Regions from separate parts of the Homo sapiens genome. Here regions 1 and 3 are each linked to region 2. A link is a contact called in ENCODE Hi-C or POLR2A ChIA-PET data. All regions are on one chromosome and are shown on one strand. The core of a region is the stretch at or near the end of the contact, and the rest is flanking DNA. Distances in the headings are between cores, read along the strand shown. Region 1 overlaps GNAQ (G protein subunit alpha q). Region 2 has its middle 87 kb from the start of GNAQ. Region 3 overlaps GNAQ (G protein subunit alpha q).

Region 1 (2,700 bases), core at 43-2,542, 210 kb before region 2:
CTTACAAACACCCTGCAGTCAAGGGAAAAAAGTTAAGACTCCTTTATCTCAGCAGTGACAGAAATCCATGAACCCCTTCAGAAGGGCCCCCACTTTCATTGACATTCTGATGCCTTAAATCCTACCAGAGGCCAGCCACTGCTCCCAAGAAACCACTGTTGCACCGGATCATGGAACCCAAGTCTCATTCTTGGATCATAGCCTCTTGTATGTCTTTAAACAATAAGCAATTTCTTCTCAAATACTGTGCACTTTCCCCAAACAGATATACATTTCTCCTGACCTAGCACTTTCTGGGAAGAATTCAACAACCATTTAGTAGACACTGACTATGTTGATGTTATTGTCCCAAAAGTTTTGCATCTATATATTGTCATTAATGCTCACACTAACCATACAAAGTGAATACTATTATCTCCTCACATTTCCGACAAGGCATAGCATGGAGAGTTTAAATAATTTGCTGAATGTCTCATGGCCAAAATCCTATTGAAGTATTTTCTGGGATCTTCTCTCCAAAAGGTAGCCTACTGGTGATTTCATATTGCCTCTGGTGGCAGAGAGTCAGTTACTTCCAAGAGGCCTTTACTTTGGGCTGCTTCAGCATCAGCTTGTGAGGAAAGCAGAATCTCAGGCCCACCCTGGATCTACTGAAATACAAATATGCATTTTAATGAGAGCCTCACATGATTTGTATACATATTCAAGTTCGAGAAGCAATACTCTAGAACACAAAATCAATGTTCTCAACCTCACATTCAGTTAGGAAGACCCAAAGCTGTCATCACTGGAATATGTGGCACTTCTGTGCATATGAGAATAATGTACCCACCTCTCCACTTTCTGTTTATAGAGTCTGGCAAAAAGAGAGTGCTGTAGAGAGAAAAAGGCACCCCTTCCTCTGGGCCACCATTCTCCTCCATGGCTGGCAAAAACTGCACAACACTGATACACGCCACCCACAAAGCATATGGTATTGATTATTTTATGCCAAGGATCAAGGTCAACTGAAAGGTGAATCTAAAAGTATTTTAATCCCCAACTTTAGTGAGGTACTTTGACTGCAGTGTTCCATTAATACAATCAAACAGCTACATGATCTCATCCTGTTGCCATCCACCAGCTGCCCAGTAGATAGTAAAATGGCTAGAAGACGGTCAAGAGAAGAAAGACTAGGCTAGTGCCTTAGAGAATGCACACACAATCACCTAATTAACTGAACTCTTACCACAGAAGCACTGTTTTTAAGGACGTTTCACCACCTCACAGGGAGGCCAATATCGACAACACTCAGTACAGTCTTCTTTTTAGTTCAAAACCGTTATACTTTTTACCACAAAGGAAGTGTGCACATTGACAGAAGCAGATAACCTACCAGCCAATCCAATACTACTGCTCATCTCAGCGGGGATATCACATTTCTTGATATATGCCAGTCCTTTCAGTTACATTTCAGTTTTAACAAATAACACAAGATAGTAAAAAAAAAAAAAACAACAACTGCATATGCATCTTACAAAGTGGTAGCAACAACTTAAAGGTATCTTCTTAACAAATTCACTTTAAGAAACATAAAATCAGGAAAATAAAGGTGGTAAAAGTATACATTTATACGGGAAAAGCCAAAATGAGTAACTGCAGCTATTAATGAAGAGCTTATTTTTTTCTCTCCTGAAAGGAAAAGTATCATAATATAACATGAAATGACACAAAAAGTCATTTTTTAAAGTGCATTTCTTGCTGATATTCATGTTTGGATATACATGCTTGTACTAATGAAAATCATGAGTAGGTTAACAACATACTATTTAAAAACATAATTGCATAGCAGGTGTAAGTAATTTAGGGCAAAACAATATAATAAAGAATAAGACTACAATTCCTGAGAAGCAACAAGTTTTTAGGTTTTGATACATGCTATTAAAATGAAGGAAACTATTGCTTTGCTAAATATTAAGTAAGCACTACCCTGATTTTCTACAATAGCAAAAACTAAGTGCATCACTGAGATGACTTCTCCAGTGGCGTAAAAATGAGAAGGAAATGCCCCAGCATTTCTCATATCCTCCCTCGACCTCCATTCAGGCATTCACTTTCCTTGGCTCCAACAAATATATTCTGCCTAACTGAAAATAGATGCATTGTTTTAAAATTAACAAGGGAAAACAATACATTACTTGGTTTAAAAGAACAAGGAAAGTATTCATCTGATGCTTTGCCAGGAGTTAACCAAGAACAGCCAAATGACCAGCTTCACAACTTCCTACTAAAATGCGTTAAACTATGCCACATGTGTTTTATATGGTGGCTGTCAATTCCTGGTCATTCTGCGCAGGTTTGTCTAAGCAGCTGAGAGCAGTTTAGAGACAGGCTGCTAAAGCAGAGTTCGCTCATGTGTTTGGACCAATCAGTAATGTTCCTTAGAGTGCTATTTTTTTTTTTTAATCAGCCATATCAGTTTCTGTTGACTACAACATAGGAGATACTTAGCAAACATTTGTTGAATGACTAAAGAACATCATCTCCATTTAACAATGGACAACACTTTCAACTTTTCCAGACTATGTAATTCTCAAAACACATTGTGAACTAGGCATTAGAATCACCACTATTTTAGAAATAAGAAAACTGGAATTCAGAGACATTAATTTGCTTAACACCACACAACAGTTTTGTCGTAGAGTATGTTTCAAACCAAGT
Region 2 (2,700 bases), core at 138-2,637:
AGTCTGTCACCCAGGCTGGAGTGCAGTGGCCTGATCTCAGCTCACTGCAACCTCTGCCCCCCGGGTTCAAGCGATTCTCCTGCCTCAGCCTCCCAAGTAGCTGGGATTACAGGCGCCTGCCACCACACCTGGCTAATTTTTGTATTTTTAGTAGAGACGGGGTTTCACCATCTTGGCCAGGCTGGTCCTGAACTCCTGACCTTGTGATCCAACCGCCTCAGCCTCCCAAAGTGCTGGGATTACAGGCATGAACCACCATGCCCAGCTGACACATATTTATACCCAAATGTGTAAAAGCTGCATCAGAAGGATATGCACAAAAATCTCGAGATTGGTTATGCCTGGGGCGCAAAGAAAGGAAAAACAAGTGGAGTAATATTGGAAAAAGACCTTATATGAAATATATTATCAAGAAATAACTGGAAGAATTAGACAAATAAATGAATTTTGATTCATTTCTCACACCATGTACAAAAATTAACTCAAAATGAATCAGAAACAGGTGTTGATTCTGAATGTGAGCTTGGATTAGGGAAATAGTTTCAGATCTGATACCTAAAGCACAGCCATAAAAGAAAAACAATCAATAAGTTGAACTTCATCAAAATGCAAAACTTTTGCTCTATGAAAGACATTACAAAAAGACGGGCCAGGCATGGTAGCTCCTACCTGTAATTCCAGCACCTTGGGAGGCTGAGGCAGGCACATCACTTGAGCTCAGGAGTTTGAGACCAGCTTGGCCAACATGGCAAAACCCTGTCTTTACTAAAAATACAAAAATTAGCTCAGTGTGGTGGCATGTGCCTGTAGTCCCTGTAGTCCCAGCTACTCGGGAGGCTGAGGCAGGAGAATCATTTGAACCTGGGAGGTGGAGGTTGCAGTGAGCCGAGATTGTGCCACTGTACTTCAGCCTGGGCGACAGAGTGAGACCCTGTCTCAAAAACAGAAAAGAAAAAAAAAAGAAAAAGAAAAAGAAAAGAAAAGATAAGCCACAGACAGAGAAAAAATATTTGTAAAGCACTCTTCTGACAACAAACTTGAAGCCAGACTATATGAAGAACTATCAAAACTCAACCAAAAAAAGACCAAGTTTTTTTTTTTTAAATAGCAAAGTTTTGAACAGATACTTCACCAGAGGAGATATATTGGTAGCCAATAAACATATGGAAGGTGCTCAACATCATTAGTCATTACGGAAATGCAAGTTAAAACCATGATGAGACAATGCTACACTTACTAGAATAACTTTAAAAAAGAACCTGACAATAATATCAAGTGCTGTTGATGATGAGAGGCAACTGGAACTCTCAGATATTGCTGGTGGGAATGCACAATGGTACAACCTCACTGGAAAACCCTCAGGCAAAGAAATGCAGGTGCTGCTGTTGAAATCAAACAGCTTATGAGGAAGTGGTAAGGGCAAGAGAATATGGGTGGAGTACCCATAGTATCTGTTAATACTCCCACGTAATGAGTTCTTCAGTTCTGAATTTACTGAGAGCTCTGTCAGGTTCTTGTAAGTTGGCCAAGTCAACCATAAAAATTCTATTGCTTTGCATTTTTTACAGTGCAAGTCAGTTTCTCAATCCTGACTAAGAAACACAAGAAAGGAGGAAAGATGGGGCATTTGCCTGCAATGTCAGATACAACCAAGCCAAAAGCCTACACCCCAAAGCCCTGTGTATTTGGAGGTGAGCCTGCCCTGGTCCTCCAGGAGGATATCCAGGGTCGCCCAGACCAGATTTTGCTTTCTCACCAAGGAATGTCGCCCACCACGAATAAAAGATGCCTTTGCAGATTGAGGTTCCGGAGTGTGAGTTTATCAAAGAAGGAGCAGGAAGAAGGAAAGAAGGGAAAAAAGAAAAGCCCCCACATTTCTGCCAGCGCCTCATGCAGCTTACTAGCTCCTCTCCCAGGGCCTCCAGGAGGCTCTCTTCACATGGAAGGAGGCTGAAGAGCAGGTCTTCCAGCAGTTTAAAGTCTCTGGAGGAACTTGTGCCACAATCCATGCCTCCTCTACCAACTGAACTCTCAACTGGGTCTGTTGCCTTCTGCCAAATGTTATTTACATCTCCAGGAGACATAAATATTGGTCACAATGCCTGTGAATCTTGAAATTCTATTCTATTCTATTCTCCCACCTACTATAGTAAATTCCAGACAGCGATAGGCAAAAAAGAGCCCTAGGCAAGGGCCCACTTTATTCCATCTCTTTCCTTGGACAATTCTATTAGGTAACAAAAGAATCAACTTTATTAGGTATAATAGGCATGCAAGAAAAACATTTATTTAAAATGCACATCAGGCTGGGCGTGGTGGCTTACGCCTGTAATCCCAGCACTTTGGGAGGCCAAGGTGGGTGGATCACCTGAGGTCAGCCTGACCAACATGGAGAAACCCTGTCTCTACTAAAAATACAAAATTAGCCAGGTGTGGTGGTGCATGCCTGTAATCCCAGCTACTCGGGGGGCTGAGGCAGGAGAATCGCTTGAACCCAGGAGGTGGAGGTTGCAGTGAGCTGAAATCGGGCCATTGCACTCCAGCCTGGGCAACAGGAGAGAAACTCTGTCTAAAAAAATAATAAAATAAAATACAATGCACGTCAATGAGATTTAACAAATATATATCTCTGCATATAAGTCCCACTACAATTAAGTGATAGAGCACTTCCATCATTCCAGAAACTTTTTCTCATGCCCT
Region 3 (2,700 bases), core at 82-2,581, 170 kb before region 2:
TTTTTTTTTTTTTTTTTGAGACGACGTCTTGCTCTGTTGCCCAGGCTGGAGTGCAGTGGCGTGATCTTGGCTCACTGCAACCTCTGCCTCCTGGGTTCAAGCAATTCTCCTGCCTCAGCCTCCCAAGAGTAGCTGGGATTTACAGGTACACAACACCACGCCTGGCTAATTGTTGTATTTTTAGTAGAGATGTGGTTTTGCCATGATGGCCAGGCTGGTCTCCAACTCCCTACCTCAGGTGATCCACCCACCTCAGCCTCCCAAGGTGCTGGGATTACAGGCGTGAGACACAGTGCCTAGCCAGTGACTTCTTATTTTAAAATTGTCCCATGTGGTGTTAGGCAACTACCAGAATACTGCTTTAGAAGAACATTCAATAGTGAGAAAATATGTTCCTCATATATTAGAAGAGAAAACAGGCAGGCAGTATGAACGAATGATACCTGTTCAAAATCTACTGATTCATTCAGAATACATACATAATATTAACAATAGGATATCTGGCTAATGGCAATACTAGTACTTTTTTTCTTAATCTTTTCAGTATTTCAAAAATCTGGTACATTTGAAAATAAATTACTTTCATAATCAAAAACTATAATAAAAGCATTTTAGAATTATTCCAGTGGGGCTCACAAATCTTCCGCCATACCAGATCACCTGGCTCCATCAAACAACCAATAGAGGCTGTTTTATGAAGCTGTGTATACAAGATGCAGGTTGTCACTTAAACCATTCATTTAAAACACTCAATCATCCTTGCACCATCAAGCCGCCTCACCCCATATATCCTCTTTAGACCAGAAACCAAACCATTCCTATTCCCTCCTCCACCAAACTTACCATTCAGCAACCTCTGAGGCCCCTCTGGTCAGGCCCAGTAGAAAATATGTTTGGGAGTAGGTGGAAGTTCATGGGACCCCTCACATAACTCTGTGAACCACCATTTCTTCCACTGAGGCATTGCTCCAACCTCTGCCACTCATTGTAACGCAAGAGAAATCTGGTCTGCCACTTTGACACTAACTTAGCTTGCCCAGTGTGAAATTAACTGTGTAAAGTACAGTAAAATATTCAGTGAACACAAGATGACACACTGCCTCTTTAAAGCAGCTGTGATTCCATAATTACCTGTTTGTGATTGGAGTGACAAGAAGATCTGAATAATTCAGGTATTCAGAGTCTAAATACTTTACGAAACAGCTAGTTCTGGAAGGATATAAATCCAAAGAGAGCAAAGGAAACAAGGGAGAGCCACTCTGCTCATGTGGGCTGTCCCATCCAAGAACACCAGGGGTCTCAACCCACCGCAGAGAATTCAGCAAGGCGGCTGGGGAAGCACAAAGGTCTGTCAGCTTTCCAGTTCCTTCTGAGTCTGTCTTCACAGTGCAACTTCCTTATTTGTTTGAAGTATTGTAAATTCCGAGAATATCAGGCACACCCATACTCAAATGTAAGTAGAAAAACACATCGCAAAGCCAAATACAAATTGGTTCTTGGGCTATTAACTGGGGATCATCCATCAGATAAGGCTGATTTTCTTCTTTTAAGTGTTTAATGTGGCACCTTCACAAAAGAGGTAAATCTATTTGCCAGCTTTGAAAATGTAGCACTTGAAACAGATATGAAGTAGCTATAAAGTTGCTTTACTCAAAAAGTAAGAAAATAAGTAGTTTAAAAAAAAAGAGAGAGAGAGATTTCTTAAATTCCACACTGCTTTGTTACCACTAAACTAAATGTACTGCCTCAGGTTGTGTCTGTCTGGGTTATGATTACATGCAAAACCTAGGTCAAAACGGCCCTCCATTATTTTATGCATGTGGCTTTTCAATAAAGTGTTTATTAGGAAAACAGAAAAAGCCTTCTTATTTTGGAAAATGCCTTAAAATGCTTAATTACCTAGGTTAGAGGTAAGCTACATACTCACGGATGAAAAATATATCCTCTTAGGGAAAAAAACCCGGTTGCCCTAATTATACATGGATGATCTAATTAAACTGTCATTCACAATTCATTAAAGCTATTAATAAATCATAAATGGGCAAAAGGGATAATATAGTTAAATTTATAGGAGCATTAAGACCTATTAAAGGCAGCCAAGTACTAGTGGTGAAGTTCCCTAAGAACATGAACTTTACACCTCATCCAAGGGACCCTTAGAGGCCGCATCTAAAGGCTCTAGACTGCCTCCTCGTTTATAAATGAGGAAACTGAGGTCTACTGAAGTTATGCGAATCACCCAAGTTTACATCCTCTAACTTTCCCACTACTTATAAGGTTGCCACACTTCCTGAATTGCAGGCATTTCTTCAGTCCTAAACAGAAAATGCTAGCATGCCTTGCTACTTTAAGTGGAGGACGAGAGCTTGATAATCATTCCTGGAATAGTTCACAGAACAAAATATTAGATGGGAAGTTAACTGACGCAGAGGAGAGAGGACCAAATGGTGAAGTGGTAACATCACTATCTACAGAACAACCACCATGCTGCTAGTGGATACTGCAAGAAGAGAGAAGCAACAGGAACTAAAGAAAAACAGAAACATTTTGTGAAGTCTGATGTGTCCAGAAAAAGGGTTCCTAGGAATTTCTTGGTGAGTAAAATATCCTTATTAGTAATCTACCTGTTGACAAAAGAAATTTTTGCTTAAACTAAGAGAATCACACTGCCAACCAAAACAGCAGAGTAACCACTATGTC

Evidence for each region. Hi-C counts contacts between places; a loop is a spot of excess contacts on that map. ChIA-PET counts read pairs that join two places held with the same protein, here RNA polymerase II (POLR2A). Pooled maps may share reads with other maps.
Region 1: a loop to region 2 is called in a map of CD4-positive, alpha-beta memory T cell, with 3 times the contacts of the local background. The contact joins two enhancer-like sites. A Hi-C loop is called at or near these places in 1 of 168 maps with a recorded cell type or tissue (CD4-positive, alpha-beta memory T cell) and 8 of 50 pooled maps. POLR2A ChIA-PET finds 5 or more read pairs at or near these places in 1 of 52 experiments (activated T-cell).
Region 3: a pooled map shows a loop between it and region 2 (5-fold over the local background). The contact joins two enhancer-like sites. A Hi-C loop is called at or near these places in 5 of 50 pooled maps. POLR2A ChIA-PET finds 5 or more read pairs at or near these places in 2 of 52 experiments (GM12878 and MCF 10A).

What each region holds. Positions count from the first base shown.
Region 1 is chr9:77,908,204-77,910,903 of GRCh38, forward strand. All of the region lies in intron 2 of GNAQ (G protein subunit alpha q), which reads right to left. LOC107987081 (a long non-coding RNA gene) reads right to left here. Exons shown (of 2, transcript XR_001746758.3): 2 at 1-2,700. Among named protein-coding and RNA genes, the nearest start is that of GNAQ, 120 kb to the right of the region's middle. Within about 2 kb of position 1,293, at least 3 of the 41 ENCODE cell types and tissues checked have a DNase peak (open chromatin) inside an H3K27ac peak, as active enhancers do.
Region 2 is chr9:78,117,749-78,120,448 of GRCh38, forward strand. No RefSeq gene overlaps it. Among named protein-coding and RNA genes, the nearest start is that of GNAQ, 87 kb to the left of the region's middle. Within about 2 kb of position 1,388, at least 5 of the 41 ENCODE cell types and tissues checked have a DNase peak (open chromatin) inside an H3K27ac peak, as active enhancers do.
Region 3 is chr9:77,943,665-77,946,364 of GRCh38, forward strand. All of the region lies in intron 1 of GNAQ (G protein subunit alpha q), which reads right to left. Among named protein-coding and RNA genes, the nearest start is that of GNAQ, 87 kb to the right of the region's middle. Within about 2 kb of position 1,332, at least 13 of the 41 ENCODE cell types and tissues checked have a DNase peak (open chromatin) inside an H3K27ac peak, as active enhancers do.